Regions from separate parts of the Homo sapiens genome. Here region 1 is linked to region 2. Evidence: read pairs that join two places in POLR2A ChIA-PET (ENCODE). Cell type or tissue: CD4-positive, alpha-beta T cell. All regions are shown on one strand. Links, peaks and the distances in the headings refer to the core of each region. The heading gives the core; the rest is flanking DNA. Region 1 holds the start of LOC124901460 (a long non-coding RNA gene). Region 2 overlaps RPS6KA2 (ribosomal protein S6 kinase A2).

Region 1 (12,261 bases), core at 2,963-10,962, 78 kb after region 2:
TACCCCTGAGGAGATTCTGGCGCGGATCGGCAGTGGGAAGTATGCCCTTTCTGGGGGAAACTGGGACTCGATATCTGACGCAGCTAAAGTGAGTACATGTCCCAGCGTTGCTTTTAAATATTCAGATTCTGAAATAGCCATATGATTTCTGAGGAAGCCAGGGGATAGGTTTTATGTAAGTAGTATAGGTATTTTATCCTCAGCATATTTTTTTTTTTTTCTTGAAATGGAGTCTCGCTCTGTCTCACCCAGGCTGGAGTGCAGTGGCACAATCTTGGCTCACTGCAGCCTCTGCCTCCTGGGTTCAAGTAATTCTCCTGTCTCAGCCTCCCAAGTAGCTGGGACTACAGGCGTGTGCGACCACACCCGACTAACTCTTTTGTATTTTTAGTACAAAAAAGTTTTGTACTAAAACTTTTTTGTTTCACCATGTTGGCCAGGCTGGTCTTGAACTCCTGACCTCAAGTGATCCACCCACCTCAGCCTCCCAAATTGCTGGGATTACAGGTATGAGCCACCACACCTGGCCTTATCCTCGGCATCTTTTAAGCCTTTCATCTAAAAACATTATTTTCAAAAACATTTTTAGCATTTTCACATTTTCCACTATCTTGGTATCTTATGCAGGGTTCTCCAAAGAAACAAACAGAACATGCGTGCGTGTGTGTGTGTGTGTGTGTGTGTGTGTGTGTATAGAGAGAGAGATTTATTTGTAAGAAATTGGCTCACGTGATTGTGGGGACGGGGAAGTCTGTGACTGCAGGGCAGCCGGCAGGCTGGAGCCCCAAGGAGAAATGGATGGGGCAGTTGCCCACCACAGGCTATCTGCCACAGAATTCCCTCTTCCTCAGGGGAGCAGTCTTTTTCCTAAGGAGGCCTTCCACTGATTGGATGAGGCTGACCCACATTGTGCAGGGTAACTGCTTTACTCAAGTCGACTGACTTAAGTGTTAACCACATCCTGAAAAACACCTTCACAGCAACCTCTAGACTGGGTAACATAACCCAGCCATGATGACATATAAAATTAACCACCATGCTTTTAGTGATATTGCAGAATGATTGCCCTGCATGTTCATAAACCAAACAAACAAGTAGAGCTCTTGTCCAGAGGTATACTTCTGTTCTTGTAAAATACTTTGAATTTGGCCTTGTCTGCAGTCCACACAGTTTATGACCGGCCTTATTTCGTTTGCCCATCAGACGCTTTTTTACTTGGCATCATCAAATTCCTCTCTAATCCAATAGTAAATCATAATCCAGCCACTGGTAAGCAGCACCAACAGCTGTTCCCGTGTTCATGTAAAAGGGCTGAAAGAGAAGGAGTCAGGGGCTCTGATTCCAATTCTGCTGTTGACATCTCAGTGCAACTTCATGCAGTGAGCGTGGAGGTGATGATTGTAGAGATGATGGTGGAGGTAATGGCGGGAATGATGATGGAGGTGATGGTGTAGGGATGGCAGAAGTGGTGGCAGAGGTGGCGACAGCGATGATGGAGGTGATGGTGAAGGCATGGTGGAGGGAATGATTGTGGAAATGATGGTGGAGATAATGGCAGGAGTGATGATGGAGGTGATTGTGGAGGGATGGTGGAGGTGACGATTGTGGAGATGATGGTGGAGGTAATGGTGGGAGCAGGGATGGAGCTGATGGTGGAGGTAATGGTGGGAGCAGGGATGGAGCTGATGGTGGAGGGATGACAGAAGTGGTGGCAGAGGTGGCGGGAGTGATCGTGGAGGTGATCATTTTGGAGGTGATGGTAGGAAATGATGGAGGTGATGAAGGGATGGCAAAAGTGGCAGAGGTGGTGGCAGTGATCATGGAGGTGACGGTGGGAGTGGTGGGAGATGATAGTGAGAGATGATGGTAGTGATTGTGGAGGTAATGGTGGAGGTGATGGGGATGATGGTGAGGCTAATGAGGGTAATGGCAGAGATGATAGTGGAGGTGATGGTGAAGATAATGGAAGGTAATGGCAGAGATGATGGTGGAGGGTGATGGTAGAGGTGATGGAGGAGGGATGGCAAGGGTGACGGCAGAGGTGACAGAGAAAAAATGGTGAGGGTGATGGTGGAGGTGGTGGTGAAGATGATGGCGAGGGTGATGGTAGGGTTGATGGAGAAAGGATGGCGAGGGTGATGGTGGAGGTGGTGGTGAAGATGATGGTGAGGGTGATGGTGGGGGTGATGAAGGATGGTGAGGGTGGATGGTGGAGGTGATGGAGGAAGGATGGTGAGGGTGATGGTGGAGATGGTGAGGATGATGGTGGAGGTGGTGAAGATGATGGTGAGCGTAATGGTGGGGGTGATGGAGGAGGATGGTGAGGATGATGGTGGAGATGGTGAAGATGATGGTGAAGGTGATTGTGGTGAGGGTAATGGTGGGGGTGATGGAGGAAGGACGGTGAGGATGATTGTGGAGGTGATGGTGAAGATTATGGTGGGGGTGATGGAGGAATGATGGTAAGGGTGATGGTGGAGGTGGTGGCAGAGGTGATGGCAGCTGGCATTTAGTGAGCATATCCCAGATGTCAGACCCTGACAGTCCAAATGCTCCTGTCCACACCCTCACTTTGTCTTAAATGAGTGTAGATGTCTTAGTTCTGGTTCCCAAAATAGAGCCTCAGACTAGGACGTGGGTGCTGGTGGTGTGTCTGGAAGGCCATCTTGGAAGCTGGCATGGGAGCAGGGAGAAGGTGTTGGAAAAGGAGCAAAGTCAAGGACAAGGGCACATTGTCAAGATCGCTGCTGCAGGCAGAGGTCTCTGCCGCCTCACAGGGCCTCACCAACCCTTCCTGCCCTTCACCACCAGTCCCTACCACCACCACATCCCCCGTCTTTCCCCTGTGCCTCTTCCTTTCTCTTACTTAGCACACAACAGAACCTCCAGTCCTCCAAACACCAGCAAAGCTACAAATTAGTATGTCTTTCTCCACATCCTACAGGTATGAAGTAAAAATACTGCTTCTCTCAGTGTCATGACTATAAGATCGTGAAAAGAGTTATTAAAGCCCTAAAGGCTTTTGTTTTTACACCTGAAAATGACAACACTCATTTTTCTAGGAGATACTTGTTTCAAGAAATTACCAAGGTCAATGTTATCAAATATCAAAAGGCATTAGATTTTTCTGTATAAAAAAGATATTGTTATTGTGCATAGTATTTCTTAGTTGTTTCATGACCCAAAATTCTAATGAGTAATTCAACTTCACATTCTATATGCATTCTTTTTTGTTTGTTTGTTTGTTTGAGATGGACTCTTGCCATGTAACCCACTCTGGAGTGCAATGGTGCAATCTCAGCTCACTCCAACCTCTGCCTCCTGGGCTCAAGTGATTCTCCTGCCTCAGCCCCCCAGGTAGCTGGGATTATAGGCGCATGCCACCACACCCAGCTCATTTTTGTATTTTTAGAAGAGACGGGGTTTCACCATGTTGGCCAGGCTGGTCTCAAACTCCTAACCTCAAGTGATCCACCTGCCTCAGCCTCCCAGAGTGCTAGGATTACAGGCATGAGCCAACGCGCCCAGCCGCATTCTAATTCATTTTATTACCTCTTCAAATGTGGTGGGAACACTAAGGAAGGAGGGTAGGCTAGTGGAGAGAATATGGATTCTCATCTTGGATCTTCCTCAGGCAGTAATGTCTTCATCTGCAAATTAGGAAAAGTAATATTTGCCCCATTTACCTCAAGGATGATTATGGTGATTAGAGCAGAAGCATCAGGTTTGTCCGCAAATGTAATTCACACTGTAACCAAGTACTCTGCAAATGTAATTCACTGTAATAGAATGTGCACTGTATTGTATGTGCATGTGTACACACATGTAGAATCTTGTTTTAGAGGTTTTTACTGCTACGACTTTACAATGAAATGGAAAAATACCATTATTGCACATGAACCCACTGGACATATCTGATGGCTCCAGATTGTAGATTTTGCGGTTTCTGATTATTTGTAGTAAATATTTATGGGTAGTCCTGATAAAAAATGTAAGTATGTGCATCATTATGAATTGATTTCTACCTGTGGAATATTAATTATTTCAGCTTTTCCCTTTGGAAAGATATAATTGTTACAAGAAACAGTGTTTCATCGATTTACATGCATCATCTAATATTTCCACATTTAACTTTTTAGACATGAAATATTTAATAAAAGATAAACCTTCAGTGAACTTCCAAGTTTGGTAATATTTAAAGCTAAAAACCATTGACATACTTCTAAACCTGAAAGTGAACATGACCCCAAAATGCAAAGACCCACACTCAGCATAGTGGTTGGGTGTTGCCATAGAGGGAGAGGAGTTCTGCTGGGGAGGCTCTCTGACCCAGCACAAATGATCCAACCATCCCCCCGACTCTCATGACCTTCCCTGGCAGGACGTCGTGTCCAAGATGCTCCACGTGGACCCTCATCAGCGCCTGACGGCGATGCAAGTGCTCAAACACCCGTGGGTGGTCAACAGAGAGTACCTGTCCCCAAACCAGCTCAGCCGACAGGACGTGCACCTGGTGAAGGTACCGGCAGGCGACAGTGAGGACAGAGTGGTGGGAATGGGAAACCCAGAAAAGAGCCTGATACCTTGCAATCACTCCGAAGAAACCACAGAGTGCAGAGAAAGAGCCCATAGCAGCCCCAAACTGCACCGCCGGCCCACCTACCTTCGTGCACTTCACCAGACACGTGCAGTATTGCACAGGGCTCCTACCTGAGTAGGTGGCAGCCTCTGCTGACGTGGTGGCAGCTGGTGTGGCTGTTCCACTCAAGTTCAAAGCCTCTATTCTAGGCCACACATGCAAAAAAAGTCCCCTTCATAAGTGACTTACATTCAGGCAGCAGTAGCCTCTCAGGCACCCCATCCTCTGGGTGGGACTCCTTTTCTGAAAAGTGTAGACTGTCCCACCCCAGCAGGAATAGGCATGATCCAGTTAAGAGCCGCCCCCTCCAGATCCATTCTGAGAATTTGGATTCACTCCAGGATATGCCTGTTCCTCCAAATGAGTCCAGACTCCTCAACAGTGGCCAAAGTCCAGGGTGACTGGCCCTGGCATTCGCTGTGTCCCCTAGGACCCAGCGAGCCCCAAAACAGACCTGGCCTCACTGTCAGAATGCAGGGGATCACGTGACCTCAGCCTGGGGGCTCCACAAGCGTCCAAAACATTTTCCCCCAAGGCACAAGCACAGTGCCAGGGTGGCATGGGGTGGGGGGGGCAGGTGCAGGAGACAGGGCCCCTGTCTCCTGGGGCCCACGTGTGCTGGCCCCTGGCGGCAGGCTAACAGCACTCCATGCTCCAGGGACCCTGGGGAAGCTCTGGTTTCTCCCACGTTGCCTGGGGGCAGCTGAGGCCCATGGAGGCCCCGGGCTCCGGCTCAACCCCTGGAGTGAGGCGCCGCGGCTCTCACCCTTGTCTTCTGTTTTGCAGGGCGCGATGGCCGCCACCTACTTTGCTCTAAACAGAACACCTCAGGCCCCGCGGCTGGAGCCCGTGCTGTCATCCAACCTGGCTCAGCGCAGAGGCATGAAGAGACTCACGTCCACGCGGCTGTAGCGGGTGGGACCCTGGCCCCAGCGTCCCCTGCCAGCATCCTCGTGGGCTCACAGACCCCGGCCTCGGAGCCCGTCTGGCACCCAGAGTGACCACAAGTCCAGCAGGGAGGCGGCGCCCGCCCTCGCCGTGTCCGTGTTTTCTTTTTCAGCCCCGGAGAGGGTCCTGACCTGGGGGCTTCTCCAAGCCTCACTGCGCCAGCCTCCCCGCCCGCTCTCTTTTCTCCCAAGCGAAACCAAATGCGCCCCTTCACCTCGCGTGCCCGTGCGAGGCCGGGGGCTTCTTTCAGAGCCCGCGGGTCCTCTCATACATGGCTTCTGTTTCTGCCGAGAGATCTGTTTTCCAATTATGAAGCCGGTCGGTTTGGTCAGACTCCCGACACCCACGTCCCAGGTACCCGGTGGGAAAGTGGCAGTGCGAGGGCGCAGCCATTGGTGGTTGCAGGGCCCCAGAGGGCTGGGGTGACCTGGCATCCCGGGGCTCCCCACGGGCTGGATGACGGGGTTGGCACTGTGGCGTCCAGGAGGAGATGCCTGGTTCTGCCCAAAATAATCCAAAGAGCCGTTTCCTCCTCGCCCTTCAGTTTTTGCCTGAGGTGCTGGGTAGCCCATCCTTTCCTCTGTCCCAGATTCAAATGAGGAGTAAGAGCCCAGACGAGAGGAAGGCAGGCTGGATCTTTGCCTTGAGAGCTCCGTGTCACCAGGATGGAAGGGGGTGCCTCTCGGAGGAGCCTGTGTCCACCTCCAGTCTCGGCTTTCCCCGGGGGGCCAAGCGCACTGGGCTGCCGTCTGTCCCCAGCTCCCGTGGCCACACAGCTATCTGGAGGCTTTGCAGGGAGTCGTGGGTTCTCGCACCTGCTCAGCCCTGTGTCGGCTTCCTGTGTGCTCACCTAAAGCTGTGGTTTTGCTGTGTTCACTTCGATTTTTCTGGTCTGTGGAGAAACTGTGAATTGGAGAAATGGAGCTCTGTGGCTTCCCACCCAAACCTTCTCAGTCCAGCTGGAGGCTGGAGGGAGACACAGGCCCCACCCAGCAGACTGAGGGGCAGAGGCACAGGTGGGAGGGCAGCGGAGATCAGCGTGGACAGGAGCGATGCACTTTGTAGATGCTGTGGCTTTGTGTTGCGTTTTGTGTCTCTGTTGCACAGATCTGTTTTTTCACACTGATCCGTATTCCCCTGGGTGTGCACACAGGGCGGGTGTGGGGCATTTAGGCCATGCTGTGCTCTACTTCATTGAGTAAAATCGAGTGAGAGGTTCCGGGCAGCAGGATCGACGCCCAGTCCAGCCGGCAGAGGGAACACACGGGTCCTTCATTGTCCTGTAAGGGTGTTGAAGATGCTCCCTGGCGGCCCCCAAGCAGACTAGATGGGAGGAGGCGCCGCTCAGCCCCTCACCCTGCATCACTGAAGAGCGGCGCCTCTGCAGCAAGCAGGGCTTCAGGAGGTGCCCGCTGGCCACAGCCAGGTTTTCCCTAAGAAGATGTTATTTTGTTGGGTTTTGTTCCCCCTCCATCTCGATTCTCGTACCCAACTAAAAAAAAAAAAATAAAGAAAAAATGTGCTGCGTTCTGAAAAATAACTCCTTAGCTTGGTCTGATTGTTTTCAGACCTTAAAATATAAACTTGTTTCACAAGCTTTAATCCATGTGGATTTTTTTTTTCTTAGAGAACCACAAAACATAAAAGGAGCAAGTCGGACTGAATACCTGTTTCCATAGTGCCCACAGGGTATTCCTCACATTTTCTCCATAGAAGATGCTTTTTCCCAAGGCTAGAACGACTTCCACCATGATGAATTTGCTTTTTAGGTCTTAATTATTTCACTTCTTTTTAGAAACTTAGGAAGAAGTGGATAATCCTGAGGTCACACAATCTGTCCTCCCAGAAATGAACAAAAGTCATCACCTTTTCTGCTTGCTACACAGGCAACGATTCCCCCATCAGCTGCCCGGACCCTTTGGCCTGGCTTGGTGTGCAGGCCTGTCTGTTTGCTTAAAGTCAGTGGGTTCTGGTGCAGGGAGTGAGAAGTGGGGGAAGTGAAAGGGAAAGCATCCGTGAGAAAGCGGCCACGGTTTTCCCTCCTTGTGTGCCCATGGGGCACCAGCTCATGGTCTTTTTCAGTCATCCCAGTTTGTACAGACTTAGCTTCTGAACTCTAAGAATGCCAAAGGGACCGACGAGACTCCCCATCACAGCGAGCTCTGTCCTTACATGTATTTGATGTGCATCAGCGGAGGAGAACACTGGCTTGGCCCTGCTCCGCTGAGTGTCTGTGAAATACCTCTACTTTCCCTCCCATATCCAGAACAAAATGATACTTGACATCCTTCCACAAAAGTCAGCCTAAAGAAGTTATGGTATCATATGTTAAACTAAGCTTTCAAAAACCTTAGTGAAATAGCAAGTGACTGCTTTCAAGCAGCAGTCGACATGTAAATGAAGGTGTTCTTAGAATTCGCATTTTGCCAGCTCAGCGCACCTCCACAACGAATGAAATGCTCCGTATGATTTGCACAAATGACATAGACCTCCCCAAAAGTTAACTGGCTCTCCTTCCTCACACAGTTCATCATAACCCAACCCCCCACCCCCGGGTCATGAAAATCACAGAACTTATAAACACATTGAACCCTAGATCTCAGGCTTCCTGACCTACCGCCAGTGGCCCCTTGCTGGCCACCCTATAGGGTCCTCCTTCCCTGGCAGCCCCCCATGTGGGAGAAATACCTGATTCTCCCAATCTGCAGTGGGAGAGCTTTGCTGAATTCCATCCCAAAGTCAAACATGGGCAAGAGGTGAGGATTTCACTTTTACCCTCAAGTCCGATTTGTCTGTGATTTTAAACTAACTGTGTATGTATTGATGTTTGGAAGATTGTTTGAATTTTAAAGTGATAATAGTACTTAATGTTATCCAGTATTGTTCATTAAATGGTGTTATCCTAAAGCTGCACTTGGGATTTTTACCTAACGCTTTACTGATTCTCTCAAGCACATGGCAAAGTTTGATTTGCACTCCGTTCATTTCTGACACGTTTTGCTGCCTCCTACCTTTCTAAGCGTCATGCAAATTCGAGAATGGAGAAGGACGCTGCCGGTCCCTGAGCGGTGTGGAGAGGGCGGAAGGTGGACTCCAGCGCAGCTTGAGGGGCTGAGGACGGAGGCTGCAGCATCTGTGTCGTTCTACTGAGCACGCTTCTCTGCCTCGCTCCTGACTCAGCACTTTGTTCACTGGCTCAGCAGTTATGTTTACACATCATTTTTATGTTCCTGCTTTGTAATTCATGTTTGAGATGGGTGGCCACTGTACAGATATTTATTACGCTTTCCAGACTTTCTGAATAGATTTTTTTGAATAAACATGGTTTTATGAAGTGTAATCTTTTTCTAGCCTAACAATAACCTTTGGACTTTCTGTGTTGTTACCAATAACAGTCTGGATAGCTCCCCACTCCTCTGGCCCCTCCCGCTGGCTTCAGGTCATGACCACCTCTGCTGCTACCATATGACTCCTCATGGGGAGGTGAAGCAGCATCACGACCACTCCAACTCAGAGCCCTGTGCGTGGGTGTGTGCAGGTGGGTGAGCTCATGCATATGTGTGTATGTACATATGTGTAGGTGCACATGTGTGCGTGTGTAAGTGGGTGAGTTCATGCATGTGTATGCACGTGTGTGTGTGTGCTTGTGTGTGCACATGTGCGCATGTGTAGGCGGGTGAGTTCATGAGTGTGTACACATGTATGCTTATGTGTGTGTGCACAGGTGTGTGGGTGGGTGAGTTCATGCATATGCATGTGTGTACGTGTGTGCTTATGTGTGTATATGTGGAAGTATGATTTCATGCATGTGTATACATGCATAAACGTGCATGAGAGCACATATGCACATGTGAACATATGGATGTATGTTTATCTGTGTGTGCATTAGGGCCTGTGTGTGTGTGTGGGGGATGCACCCCTGAGAGGAGCCCAGCTGTGTGATGGATCTGGGGCTGGCAGGAGACAGTGGACGGTCATCTTGTGCAGCAAAGCAGGTGCCCAGCACATGGCCCTGGGAATAGGATTTTTACCTCACTGTGTCTCCTGTGCTTTGCCACCTGGCCTCAGCATGCCCATCCCTTCTTAATACAGACATAAAGCCAGTCTGCACTGTTGGTCCTTGGCTCTCCAACCTAATTTCTTCTTCCTATTTGGTAAATTCCTAACCAGCATGTGTCAGCAAGCAGCACACACACACACACACAAAACACCATACTGACACAGGCACACACACACACCTTTGCTCCTGTAGTAGGATGCCCCATTTTCTGAGCTGCTCTCCCAGCAGGGTGAAGGGGGCCTTGCTGAAATCTGTGAGACTCACTGTGTAGGCAGGAGCCCTGGATCCCACTGAGGAAATTGCAGGACAAACAATAGATGCAGAAGAAATCCTGCCTCCTGCTGTACCCAGAAGTGCCCAAAAAATGCCTACTGAAAGAGGCATCATTTGAAAAAAATGCCTCTTACATCCTCTGTGTATCATTTTCTATATCTGCCATAGCAAATCTAAAACAGCAGCATATTCTACTGTCTTACAGCTCTGTGGGTCACACGTCCAAGACAGGGCTCTCTGAACTAAAACCGGTATGTGGGCAGGGCTGCCTCCTTCCAGAGGCTCTCAGGGAGAATCCGATTTTCTTCCAGCTTCCAGAGGCCATCTGCGCTTGGTGGCTCGTGGTCCCTCCCTCCCTCCTGCAAATTCAGCAGTGGCAGGTGGAGTTCTCACACCCTCTCCTCCGCCCAGCCCTCCTGCCTCCCTCTTCCAATTCTAAGCCCTGTGAGCACACTGGCCCACCAGGATATTTGGGAAACTCTCCCTATTTTAAGGTGGTCTGATTAGCACCCTGAATTCCACCAGCAACCTCAGTTCCCCTTTGTCACAGCTTCCAGGGATTAGGACGTGGACTTTGGTGGGGGGGATGGATTATCCCGCCTGCCGCATACATGTAGTTGAGCGTGGCTCTGCGTACACTTGTCCACCTGCACATATTTTTTTGGTTGGGGAAGACAAGCTGTCCAGACTGAAGTAAGTCTCTGAGGCTTGGCCCTACTTGCAGGCTCACGGATGCTGGATGAAGGCACAAGACTTCTAGGTCACAGACCTAGCAAACAGCTAGGCCCAGCAAACAGCATGGGCCCCGCACACATCGGTCCCTGTGGGCCCCAAGCCTTATGGGTTGGTGGACAGTGGCCCAGGTGGACATGCTGCACACGTTGAATTTGCATCACAGATGAGGACCCTGACTTAGGAAACCCTAATTGTTCATGGAGGGATGCAGGCAAACCCACCCCCCATTGCCCTGGAAGGGGACACCCGATTACAGTGGACAGGAAGACGCCTGCCCTTGGCCACAGAGAGAGATGCTGCCTCTGCCTCCCAGGGCTGTCTACTACACAAATGTCCTTGGAAAGACAGTTCAGAGCCAAAGCAGCTAGAGACCGCAGAAAGGCAAGAGACCCATGGAGAATTGCCTCCCAGTGGCTCAGTGTTGTAACGCTGGACCCCAAATGCTGAACTGAATATCGTCTAAGAATCCACTGACAGGCCTGGAGAGGAGAGTTGGACTCACACTTGGGCTGTCACCTTTATCTGTGGAGAAACTCAGCTTAATGCTCAATCTCAGATGCATCTGAGGACATAAAGATATTTTTATAGAACTTAAAAGAATCCCCCATACACCTATCATATGTATAATGATAGATATAGATCTGTCATCCTTACATGGATGGAGGTACATATATGTACCTATATGTACATATGATAGGTATAGATATAAATTATAGACATATAATATATAGATATATATGTATTTGTTGTTGTTCTCAAAATTCAGCTAATTACTTGTCCTGATTAATGCCAATCTGGGACATTAGCAGTATTTGCAGAAAACAAGCGGGGCTTATAAAGGAGCCAGGGAGCCCTGACTCCCACTTCCCAATGCAGCCCCGCGGGCTGTGAGTGAAAATTACTGCTTCCCCCAAATTTAGGGCTCAACACATTCTTGACATTGTATCTGGCCCACGACCTTTCAGGTACAATAACTGTGTCTTGTTTGTACAGGTGGATCTGAATGCAGCCCATAGCCCTGGAGATCTGGAGCTAGCTCTGCCACCCAGTGTGGCACGGGTCCTGGAGCTGGCTCTGCCGCCCTGCATGGCGCATATGCTAGAGCTGGCTCTGTCCTGTAGTTCTGCCTGCTTAGGCCTCATAGGGATGAAGGTGCCTCCCTCCAAGTGAGGACAACAGGTTACACACCTGCCACGTGAAGCTGTCATCTGAGGACAGCTTCCTCGGGCCGAGCACTCTGAGCGCTCTCTGCAATTTGCATCGGCCTCTTTGGCTGCGGACTTCAGCACTGCCCAGGGCTCTCCATAGCCGGCGCAGCCACACTGTGGGTGTGAGAGGCGGTCACTGCTGGAACCTGAGCACCTGCTTGCAAATAACGGGTGCTCAGAAAACATGCTGCCTTGCAGAAAACACCAGGATATTCTGGCACACATTTGTCTGGGGATGTCAGCCTGTGACTCCAGGTGAGGGGGCCATTCTCAGATGGTTAAACGTCAATATGGACAGTCTGGACACCCCAGGATCAGTCTGATGGGTTTCCGAGACTCTTCAAGGATGGTCAAGCAGCCCTAGAGATGGACAGTGGGACGCCAAGGGCCTCCTGGGG
Region 2 (12,261 bases), core at 268-8,267:
CCATTCAGACAATCATACTGAAATGATCTCCCTTCTCCACAGAAAAGGGTGGATAAGGGGATGGGAAAGGCAGCAGAACCCCATGGCTGGTGGAGGCTGCAAAGTCCACACCTCCGCCCCAGCATCATCCCCACCGTCAGCAGCACCTTCATCACCAAGAAGCAGTTGTTGAATATTCATGGGTGCTGTGCTGGGTGTTCTCTGGCTGAGTAGATGGTTGGGGACCTCCTACCATATGGATGGAGGAAGAAGGGGAGGAAGAGAGAGAACCACAAAGCAGTGGACCCTGATCACAAGGGAATCATCTTCAAAAGCTAAAAAGAAATCACCAGACCAGGCGCAGTGGCTCACGCCTATAATCCAAGCATTGTGGGAGGCCAAGGCGGGCGGATCACTTGAGGTCAGGAGTTCCAGTTCAGCCTGGCCAACATGGTGAAACCCTGTCTCTACTAAAAAAAAAAAAAAAAAAAAATACAAAAATTAGCCAGGCATGGTGGCTCACGCCTGTAGTCCCAGCTACTCGGGAGGTGGAGACAGGAGAATCGCTTGAACCCAGGAGGCGGAGGTTGCAGTGAGCCGAGATTGTGCCATTGCACTCCAGCCTGGGCAACAGCGAGACTCCATCTCAAAAAAAAAAAAAAAGAAAAGAAAAAGAAATCACCAAACAAATGTATGCAAGATACCAGTCCATCAGCAAAAAATAAATGATATCCGGGCATCTGGACAGGCACCATTTGTGTAACAAGGATTAAACGGTGTGTATGGGATGACAGCTTTCTCATTTCATGTAGCCAGAAGGCTTGTCCTTGGAAATGGGATTTCATAGTGCTATTAATAGACTCAAGAAAGAAAGAAGAAAGAGCAGAATAGGAAAGGAGTTCCCTTTGCTAATACCATTCTATTCTGAGAGATATTTCAGTGTGTATGATCAGCTTATAAACTTTCATCCTGTTTTACCAGACAAACAGCTCATCTGCCAGTCAGAGCATTCTGGCCTTTCCTGTTTAATTACACTTGTCTCTTTTTCAGTTCTCATCTGGACCCCCTTCCGCTTGCTTTTTATTACTTTTGTATTGATTGATTGCCTGCAGCCTGTCTGCTCTGAGTTCCCTCACTTACTCTGTGCACCGGATGGACAGCACATTTTAATGTGACAGAACAGGCTTCAAACGTCAGAACTGGTGGAAGAGTTTCCATTTCTTTTATAATGTTGTTTTCAGAAAGCAGACTGGTAATATTAATAAAACCTTAAATGCATTCATTTCTTTAAGATTATAATTTCACTCCTAGCAGCCTATCATAAGAATAAATCTTAGGAAATCATCTGTGCACATTTCAGTAGTACTTACAATAGCAGAAAATTGGAAATGTCCTAAGTGTACAGCAACAAATACACTCACTATACATTTTGTCATATCCATGTTTGTTAAGTGATATTACAAAGATTTCATCATAACCATTGAAAGTTTTATATTATTCTGTGAAAAGTTAGTATACAAAACCTTATCTGTGTTTTTAAAACAAAATAAAAAACAGCTTGAAAAAAGTACTAGGAGGAACTAACAAATGTTAAGTTTGGATATCTTTGGGTAATGGAATTCTGCGTGATTTTTTTGGTCTTTCTACTTTGTGTATCTCCTGAGATTTTCGAACTGCAAAGGACGAATGCTGGAGGATGAATTCTAAAAGGGCAGAGACACACGCAGCAAAAAATAAAGATGAGAGAGAATTCAATAAGACCATGGAAACACCTGCTTCCCCGTAATTTAAACTGACGTGAAAGACACCGAGTAGGATTGATCCTTGGGCACATTCCACTTAGATTCAGGGTCTTATTTTATGAAAAGATTGGTTCCTGCTGCAGCCCTAGTTTCTTTTGTGAGAAGCGGTCAGCTGTGCACCTTGCTCTGATGAGACCATTCCAGGCCACTGCTTCCAGAGTGTGTGTAATCACCACTGCATGTGCCCGGGGGAGTTGGTGCAAGAAAGAAACCCATGCTCAGACAAGGCTGTGCTCCATCCCCTCCTTATCTCAAGTTCCGTCCTGGCAGGTGTCCAGTAATAACAAAATAAGGATGTAGGGTGCGGCAGCTGTATCTGAGAGGTTGCTGTGCCATATTGTCCTCGTCAGAGGCTAATGGCTGTGGTCAGGTCTATCTCATGCTGGAAGCACTCTAGCCCCCACCATCCAGGCATGCATGGGTGTTCAACATGAGCTAGCTGTTCTCCTCCTCCTCCTCCTAGCTCATCCCTTCCACAACACCTGCCAGGGCAGGACAGGTTCCTAAACCGCGTGTAAGATGTGTTCGTCCAAACTGCCTGACCACAGGACCCTGCTCTGCCTCTTTTCTCTGTCGTACTCGGGGCCTGCTGGCCTGCCACAGAGTGTGATTATCTACCACATCTGTCATTTACCCGTCTCACCCACCAAATGGCAAGCTCTGCGAGGCAGTTTTAGTCACTGTTGTACCCCAAGCACGTAGGCCAGTGGCTACAATTGACTGATGGAGATTTTGCATGAGGAAATGGACACGGTAGCAGGCTGCCCTGCTGGGGTACTCTGCCGTGAAGCCGGGTCCATCTGGATGAATGAACTCACTGTGCTCTGTGTTGCTCTGCAGTTTGAGATGCTCACGGGGTCCCTGCCGTTCCAGGGGAAGGACAGGAAGGAGACCATGGCTCTCATCCTCAAGTGAGTAGTGTGGGAGCCACCCCAGAGACCTGCGAGCACCTTCTGATATCAAGAGCTGCTGCCTCTGAACCTGGAACTGTGAAGTTTTAATTACATTGCTAGGCTTACAGTGCCAAAGTATTGTAAGCTGTTTTCTAAAAGTCACTGGTTTTACACAAAATGGTAGCGCTCGTCCGCCAGTAGCAGTGGTAATAGGGTGCTGGGCATTCTAATGACAGTGGGTCAAGGGAGCAGTTGCTGGTTTGTCTCATCCTGCTGAGTGGTTCTGATGAACTCTTCTACCATAGATAGTTTTCCATCAGTAAGTCACTTAGAATGTGTAGTGGCTGGTTTTCAAGCGTGATGGTTGGTGACCTCCCAGAAGTAAAGGATAGACGGAAAAAGACACAAGGCCTCCAGGGCCTTGTCCGGAGAGATCACAGGAGCAGGGGTCTCCTTTCCCTCCCCACCTGCTGACCCCATTCATATAGCACTCCTGGTTGACCTTGGCAGGACTCGGTATCGTTTTACCATGTGACTGGATACAAACCATTTTCTGCTTAATTCTCATGAAAAATCATTTACTAAGCCAAGGTTTTGCTCTTGGACTGTAGGAAGAAGCCTGATCCCCATACCACCTTGCCATAGCATCCTAAATGTGAGCAGACACCACTGACTATCACTGTCCCAGAGCAGACAGCAGGAGGGCAGGAAACAGAGAGGCTGGGAGCCCCTAATCAGTTCCTTCCTAAGTGAGGCCACTCGGTGGAGGAGTCATAAAGCTGTTTGTCCTCATGAGCTGCTCTTGCCAACTCTGCTTGCAAATGGACACATAACTTTTATAAAATTGAGAATCACCTAAAACACCACCAGCTCAGCTTTTGTAAGCTCGGTCCTTATGTAGATGGAAGGAGAGAGGGGAGTGAAGGAAGCCCCATTGTGAGGACCCTTTTGTCAAGCTAAGGAGTGTCTTTTTATTTAATCAGCCTTTTCCTCCATCAAGGGACCTTGAATTGCAGCAGACACTGAGAGCTGCAAGTCAGGACCTTTGCAGTGATTCTCATTGTTTGAATTTTAAGGGAGGACATGTTCTTTACTTTTGCTAAAGCTGGAATAATCCCTGACAGCAAGTCACGGGTGTGGCCTCAGGGCATTCCACTTGGGAGGGATGGAGAATTTCTGGAGGGAGCACTAGGCTCTGCGCGTGGGGTTCTCAGTGTGCTCTGAGGACTCCGGTGGTCCTGAGACCCTCCCGGGGTTTGCAGGTCCTCCTCTCGCAGGTTTTCTTCATAGCATCGCAACAGACCGAGCACAGGGTCCAGCTGTCTCCTATGAGCCAGGAAGAGACGCACCCAAGTGCAGAACAATGCCACTAAAGACTTTTTTATATGTATGTTTGAGAAAACATAGATAATTTCCATTAACAATGTTATTTGTGTTAATGGGAGTGTTATTGTTTTTTAATGATTTTATTATTAAATAATGTTTATTAATAAAAATTTATTAAAGTGAATTAGGAAATGGAAATTATACAAATTTCTCACTTTACTTTCTACTGTGGTAAATATCACAGCTGTAACCCACATAAACATAAGCTCTTTGGTGTCCTCAGTAACTTTTAAAGCATAAAAGGGTCCTAAGACCCACGTGGTAGAGCACGGGCTGCTCTGGGTGACTGCGATTGAGGTCTCTGAATGCTGACTGGGGCCCTCTTTATAGCTTGTCCTTGTTCTCCTAAAATAGATCCTAAAATAGGATCTTGTTTTTCAGAGCCAAGCTGGGGATGCCGCAGTTCCTCAGTGGGGAGGCACAGAGTTTGCTGCGAGCTCTCTTCAAACGGAACCCCTGCAACCGGCTGGGTAAGATTCCCCGGGACACCCCACCACGGGAACGTGCAGGGCGCTGCCCCGCAAGCTACAGTGGAGATGTGGAGGGCCACCCTCCTGCTCCGGCCCAATGCCAACCAAGGTCACTGAAAACAGACCTCACCTAGAGGTTGAAATAGTACCAGTGCCATCTGAGCTCCAGGAAAAAAGGCCCCTTCACAGCTTCTAAAACACATAGTTGCTGCCAAAATACCATAAGCTGTTTTCTAAAAGCCACTGGTTTTACCCAAAATGGTAGTATCCTTCAACCAATCTGACTTCCCTGAGTTTTGAAAGTCTCTAAGCTAAGGACAGAACCGTTGAAAAGCTGCTTCTAATTTAATTCTCCCTAAATTGAGAAACCTCCACATCTATTAAAATCAGGATCTACTTTAACTACTGATTGATTTTCTTTTCGTGTATGTGACAGCGTATTGAGGATTACTCCGTGGGCTGGGCCGGTCTTAGCGAGTTGGCGCGGCCGTGTTGTCTCAGAGTCAGACAGCAGCAGGAGCAGGGTGTTTCCGGTTCAGACAGCAGCAGGAGCAGGGTGTTTCCGGTTTAGACAGCAACTGGAGCAGGGTGTTTTCGGTTCAGACAGCAGCAAGAGCAGGGTGTTTCCGGTTTAGACAGCAACTAGAGCAGGGTGTTTACGGTTTAGACAGCAACTGGAGCAGGGTGTTTCAGGTTATTTTAACAAGAAAACGAAAGGAACACATTAAATTCTGTTTTTTTTTAAACTCTAACCTCATAGATAGAAGACATACCAGAGGGGAAGGCAAAAGTTAAATCAGGAAATACTTCATTTCGGAAAAAATACTAGATTTTCCTCTCTGCATGCCTTAACCCCAAAGAAAGAAGGACCCATTTAACTTCTTCCCCACATCAGCTTCCATTGCAGGGAACTTTTGCATTCATTTGCAATCCTTCAGTGATTGAAAGTGAAGCTAATCAAAAGTACCTTCCTACTCCACAGTCATATTTCACAATGTGAGATAATTGAAGTATAACTGTGATCTTAGAAAAAAGGAGTTAAGGTGATTTTTAAAAATCAACATTGATGTATTTAAAGTACTGAGTACTAATCCCCATGAGATTCATCTTGTAATGAATTGTCATAGTTGTATTCACCTAATTAAACACATTTACATCCAACTTCTAATCCAGATTTTTATCACGTAAACCACTCTTCCTTCCTGCAGATTCATCTTCATAGTAATTCTTTACTTCATATAAAGATGTCCCATAGTTGTATTTCCGAGGCAGTTCTCCTCTGTGTAAGCAGATATTTTATTCCACTCTACAGACCTCTCGGTGATAACCCACTGTCAGCGCCTTTGTCCACTCAGCCTGTTTTCATTCTTCCACACAACACAGTAAAGCAATTCCTCCTTGTCACCGAGCACCTCTGCATGCCGAGCGTGGCTACCAGGAGAGCAGGTGACACAGTGAGCTCCCGTGGCACTGGTGACGTCAGAGCAGGTGACACGGTGAGCTCCCCGTGGCATGGGTGATGTCACAGGGTGTTCTGCCGTCACTGTCTGCCAGTCACTGCAGGCCAATCCAGAAAGCCCAGGGCACGTGGGTGTGTGTCAGGAGAGTAAATCCCTGCAACATTTCAGCACCTTGGTAAAACCATCAGAATGTTAAATGTATGCACCCTTTTGCCCAGAAGTGTTACTTCCAGAAATCTCTCCAACAGAAATAGCCATACCTGCGTAAAAGGGGTACAAATAAACGGTGTTTGCCGAAGGTCTTCCTGTTTAACAAAGACCTGAAGATGAAGTAAGCATCAATCAATAAGGAAATCATTGAATCAATTATGAAACGTCCACACCACAGCCTGGGGCTGGAGGACGGTGTCTCGGCCACGGCTCTGCACCGTCTGCATTTTGGGCCGGTTAATTCTTGTTTTGGGAGCTGCGCCATGCATTGAGGCTGTTTAGCGCATCCCCACCCCCACCCCGTGATGATCAAACGTCTCCTGACATTGGCAAAGTCCCCCTGTTGAGAATCTCCACGTTGCTGTTACTGACATGGAAGGGCCAGGGTCTAGACTGAATTGCAGCCCACATGGCTGGAGAGTGTAGACTCACCCCGCAGCGGAGCCCGTGCCACCCACACCACAGTGCATCCATGCCAGGGCACATGGAGACACCGATGGACCCAGCCCCCAATGCCACCTGGCAGGGCCCCATGCTGGTGTCTGTGGAAAGGACTGTGTCCAGTGCATTGGATGAAAACTAACTAGCAGGTCACTGCACACATTTTATAGCGCTGTCCCCAGTCAAGGGTCTGAGAGGCTGGGGAACTGTCACCCAGACAGAGGCAGCTTCCTTAGAGGGGTATTCACCAACAGTGCTGTGGACAAAGCTGAAGGCCCCAGCAGAGCAGCCCCAAGTCACTGAGATGCCAGCTGGGGGCGACAATGAGATGGGAGGCCCAGGATGGAGAGCACTCAGGACCAGAGGGGAGGACGCCTGATCAGGACAGAGGGCCCATGCTGCAGCACACACAGGGGCACTGTGTGTGTGTGTTCATGCGTGTGCGTGCACATGTGTGTGTGTGTGCTCACAGCTGTGTGTGGGGTTCATGGCTTAGAGGAACCTACTGACCAAACAATTTTTGCCACGTTGTTGTTACTGGGACCCCCTCAGCAAAGTCCCAGATGGGACCTGAGATTCCAACCAAGAGTCATCAGGACTCCTCCTTTTCATCAGTGGTGACGGTCGTCGTTAGCCAGGGTCACAGCCACATTTCCAAGAGATGTGCAGCTCCTAAAGCTGTCTGCACCTTGGCCCTTCACTCGCTGGTCCTGGTGCACACCCACGGTTACACAGTGACTCGGCTCAGGAAACGCAGCAAGGGCTCAGCGCTCACCCTTAGTGCCCAGAGTCCCTATCCACACAGGGCCTGTCATGGGCAAGACCTCACCCCCTGAGGGTGGGGTCCCAGTGGTGGGAGATGCAGCCTTGGACAGAGGGACAGCCTGGGCTGGGCAAGGCAGGAAGGGCTTGTGTCCCACCCTGTGTCCCGAAGTTGCCGTTTCACTGCAGTTTTCCCAAATCTGGGTGTGGTCTGGCCTTTTGTTTACAGACCCCCCCGTTCATCACCGTGCGTCTGGGGAGGTGGGGGAGGCGGTGTTTCTTAACTCTGAGGGCGTGTTTGGAGACAGATGCAAGTTGAGAAGCGTGTCTCAGCTAAGCCAATGCATCGCGGTGCCCTGGTTTGTCCAAATGCTATGTCAAAGGTCATGTTTCTGATCTGAGTCTTCCAGATTGTGAATTAAATTGAGTCCCTTCCATTGCAGTGTCCGTCAGCCCTAAGAGCAATGTGGATGTAATCCTTCTGGGAGGAAGTAACCCTCCCAGCTGGAGGGGATCAGGGGCTCGCTGGCAGGGGCTTGCTCCCCAGCTCAGCAGATCTCAACCCACTTCAGGACACGCCTGCCTTAGAATCGAGTTTGCAATGCTGTAAACTGCCACAAAATGCACAGAAGCATCTTTGCATGCCATTTCCACTCATCTCTCAACTCTGAAGTTTGCCCATGTCTGGAGCCCCTGGTCTCATTTCATCAGCCTTTTCAGTGTCTGGTCCAGAGCTGTTCTTTTCCGTGACCCTAGGTTGCACCTTTATTGTGTCTGTGGCTCTCCTCCCCTCATTCTCTATGCTGCTGGGTGTAAGCACAGCCTCCCCCACACAGCCCTGGAAGGCAGGCCCCATGGGTGGTGGCAGAGGGTGGGTGGACAGCTCCGACGTTCCCCTGCCTGGGCGGATTTCTAATGAACCAGGAGAACAGGTCGTTCTTCGAGCCTCAGGTTTCCCCCGGCACGGTGCTGTTGATGAGGATGAGAAGATGCCTTGGCACTGCACTAAGGTAGTCATTATCTGACTTGAATTCTCGTGACAGTACTTCAAAGCAGGTCAAACAAGAAACTTACGAAATTCACTTATGAAAACAGATGTATCCATAGGAATTGCTTTTAGCTGCAAGGAATAGAACCTTTAAATAATTTTAATTTTTTTGTTCAATTAATTTAGTTTTCCAAATCACGGTTTCATTCTCTTATTAACACACCACGTGGTGGTGGATGAGTTGTAGACACTGGCAGCTGAACTACTGCTGTCAGGAGCCCAGATCTTCCTGTGGCTTCTGTTTCCCATCCTCAGTGCACTGCCTTTTCATCCTTATCCTCGGTGCCTTGTGATGGCAATGCGGCTACAACACCTCCTGGAATCACATCCTCACTGCAGGAGAAAAAGGAACTGGATGAGGCCAGCTGCCTCTGTCCCCTTTTTCACAAAAACAAAGCTTTTCTGGAAGCCCCTGGGAGTTCTCTGTACTTCTTGTTGACTGGAACCCTGTCTCATGGCACTCGTGACATATGGCACCGTAAGGAAGGCAGGAGAACAAGCATCTGTGGTTGGAGGAAGGAAATGAGGGCTGGAGTGGCGGCTTTACTGGCCAGGCAGCTGGGCCGGCCACAGGTATTCACTAAGTGATGAGATCCACGAAGGCAGAGGTTGTGTCTGGCTCATCTTTGTGTCCAGCTCTCGGACCACGCAGAGCCCCTGGTGAATATGCATGAACTAAAGTGAATTGAAGGAATTGTAGTTGTTCTTTAAGGTGCTCTGAAAAGCTCCTTGCCCTGAAGTGTGTGGAGTTGAGTCGAGCCTGACCCTTGGTGCTCCTGCTTCATCTCTATCCATTTTCCCTGTCAAGTGGTAAAGCAGAAAAGACAGCACAGGTTTGCGGGCATGTCACGCCTTGGCCCCCGCAGTGCCTGCTCAGATGCACGGGCTCTGCCTGTGGACATGGACGTCATGCTGTTTCTGTGCGCTTACCCAGAATTCTTGTTCACAAAGTGTTTTTCTGCTAGTGACTTGCACAGTCCTGCATTCTCTTAGCACTTCACACCTGCCAAGCATGCGCACCTGTCATCTCCTCCGATCTTCATGACAAGACTGTAAAATTGTGTTCATCATTTTCTGTTTGAGTGAGGCTCTGTTCCAAGGTACAAGGGCTTGTCCCGGGACCCTATGTGTGCAGGAGTCGGCTCTAGTTGGCACCCGACCAGCCAGAGAGCAGTGCAGCTGTCGCAGAGGCCTGGGTCCTCCCTTCCCGAATGTGGAAGCACAAACCCATTCCTTCTCTGTGGGTTTCTGAGAAGACCATGTATGAGCTTCTCTTATTTAGTGAGGATGCGATTTACCCTTAATCTTAAAAAGAGGAAAAAAAGGCCCTGCTCTTCTCATTCTTCGTTAGCACGACATTTTTGGTCTTCAAAATGCAAAATGGGCTTTTCTTAATTTTTTCCAACTCCGTAAGAAATCAGGCCTGATTTTTCCTTTCCCCTGAGCGTTTGCGGGCCGTCCTCCTGCTAGAAGCGGTGGATTCTCTGGTGTTGGTGTGGCAGCAGGATGTGTGAGAGCAGGATCCAGGAGGCCACGGCCCCAGCTCTGTGAGCTTCTGGTCTGCGGCCCACAGTGGCATGGGGGTTGTCCGGATTCTGAGTTCTAGACCCTACTGGGCTGTGGCCAGCTGCACAGCCATGGGCCCTGTCCCTCCTTTTCTCTGGGAAATGAAGGTGGGGTTGATGGTCCCTGCAGTTCCTTCCAGCTCCGACAGCATGCAGCTGCGCGTGTCCTCTCCCCACACACATAGACGTCCCAGGTGGTCTCTTACCTGGTGTGGCACAAACATGTCCTATAAAAGCGGCCCCATCGGCCCAAAGGCTCCCCGCAGTCTTCAGGCTGTGAGTCTTGGGGCATCTTGTTGCATCTGGTTTTCCAGAATCTCTGCTTTTGAGGCAATTGGAAAAGTGTTGGGACTCCCTGTTGAAGGTCAAGGCTGCACGGCCACCTTTGTTTAGAACAGTCCCTTTTGGGAGGCAACTAATTTAAAATGATCCCCCACATTTGCTTTATGGTGAGGGCGTCCTGTAGCATGGCTGCGAAGCACTCTGGGTTTTAGGGAAGATGCAATAGGATGTGATGTCTCTCTCCCTCTCTCCTCCTTCCTCTCCCTCATCTTCCCTTGTCTCCAGTCCCACCCAAACACACAGATTTCACTTGTTGAAACTGGAGAAGTTCATGAAACCTTTCCACTTCACTAATTTGGGTGGGTTTTCTCTCCTCCAACGGCTAACCCTGTGAAGCCAGCCTGAGAGGGTCACACTCGTTTCCTCATCATCGCCCGAAGCCTTCTGTGATCGCAGCCAGAATAAGCAAGGCCTCTAGGCGTTAACTGAGTGGCTCCCTGTCATTGCTCCTGGCTCTGGTTTCTGAGACAAAAACAAACTATTTAGAAAACTATTTCTTTCCTCGGAGCACAGATACCTGTCCCAGACACAGTGTTACTCAGAGAATTTCCTGGGACATTCCTCCCCCAGCAAGGGCAGTTGCATTTGAAAGGAAAGGGTGGCATCTCTGCAGTCACCGAGGGCCCAGATTTGGAGCACATTTGGCTCTTGGGCCCCGATAGCTGAGGCAGAATTTCCTGCCAGAAACTGGTGACAACCCAAGTAAAATGAGAAAGAACCAAGACTTCCAGTGTACTTGTGTGTGCCTGCACCAAAACAAAGAGATGCACGTGCATTCTCCCGTCTCATCAGAGAACTTAACAGAGCCCTCCACGCTGCAGCACATACTTTAAGATCGATCAGAGAGGTATATGTGCAGTCTACCATCTCATCAGAGAACTCAGCAGAGGCCTCCACTCTGCAGCACATACTTTAAGATTGATCAGAGAGGTATATGTACAGTCTACCATCTTATCAGAGAGCTCAGCAGAGCTCTCCAAGCTGCAGCACATACTTTAAGATCGATCAGAGAGGTATACGTGCAGTCTGCCATCTTACCAGAGAACTCAGCAGAGGCCTCCACTCTGCAGCACATACTTTAAGATTGATCAGAGAGGTATACATACAGTCTACCATCTTATCAGAGAGCTCAGCAGAGCTCTCCACACTGCAGCACATACTTTAAGATCGATCAGAGAGGTATACCTGCAGTCTGCCATCTTATCAGAGAACTCAGCAGAGGCCTCCACTCTGTAGCACATACTTTAAGATTGATCAGAGAGGTATACGTACAGTCTACCATCTTATCAGAGAACTCAGCAGAGCTCTCCGCGCTGCAGCACATACTTTAAGATCTATCAGAGAGGTATATGTACAGTCTACCATCTCATCAGAGAACTCAGCAAAGGCCTCCACTCTGCAGCACATACTTTAAGATCGATCAGAGAGATATACATACAGTCTACTATCTCATCAGAGAATTCAGCAGAGCTCTCCACACTGCAGCACATACTTTAAGATTGATCAGAGAGGTATACGTACACTCTACTATCTCATCAGAGGCCTCCACTCTGCAGCAAATACTTTAAGATCTATTAATTCAATTTCAAAGGGGACCTTGGCTTGATTCCAGAGCAATGTCAGACATCAGTATCCTTTTTAAAGCCACAAATTAGAGCTGAGCCTTCATGGCTTATTTATTTCTAATCTTTGCAACAACAAAGACCACTTTGAGCTTTGCTCAGTCTTAATTAAAAATTGAAAAGGCTTTTCAGGAAAATTCCCTATAGCTATGCTTGTATTTCTGATAAGAGTACTTGACTTGGCCTTTTAAACTTGAAAAATGAACTATCTTTTAATTCACAACTCAATTCTTTTATACTTTAATATGGAATGAATGTATAATTATTCTCTTTTCCTGCAG

Evidence for each region. ChIA-PET counts read pairs that join two places held together with the same protein. Peaks named below come from ENCODE experiments on the same cell type or tissue, not always from the same donor. Only the 100,000 strongest peaks of a DNase experiment are listed, where the experiment ranks them.
Region 1: POLR2A ChIA-PET joins it to region 2 with 13 read pairs; 5 of 35 experiments call an interaction of 5 or more read pairs at or near these places.

Annotation. Positions count from the first base shown.
Region 1 is chr6:166,406,052-166,418,312 of GRCh38, reverse strand. RPS6KA2 (ribosomal protein S6 kinase A2) reads left to right here. Exons shown (of 21, transcript NM_021135.6): 19 at 1-88; 20 at 4,382-4,519; 21 at 5,426-8,949. The coding sequence ends at 5,551. It overlaps LOC124901460 (a long non-coding RNA gene), which reads right to left and starts at 5,427. Exons shown (of 2, transcript XR_007059866.1): 1 at 4,664-5,427. In CD4-positive, alpha-beta T cell, for the core only: no CTCF peak of the experiment used is centred there; DNase peaks (open chromatin) are centred at 4,752 and 6,412; H3K4me3 peaks cover 1,577 bases; H3K27ac peaks cover 1,776 bases.
Region 2 is chr6:166,481,102-166,493,362 of GRCh38, reverse strand. It overlaps RPS6KA2 (ribosomal protein S6 kinase A2), which reads left to right. Exons shown (of 21, transcript NM_021135.6): 9 at 2,622-2,692; 10 at 4,442-4,530. Among named protein-coding and RNA genes, the nearest start is that of RPS6KA2-IT1, 22 kb to the right of the region's middle. RefSeq lists enhancers at 3,201-3,701, 7,000-7,500. In CD4-positive, alpha-beta T cell, for the core only: no CTCF peak of the experiment used is centred there; a DNase peak (open chromatin) is centred at 5,092; H3K4me3 peaks cover 989 bases; H3K27ac peaks cover 2,018 bases.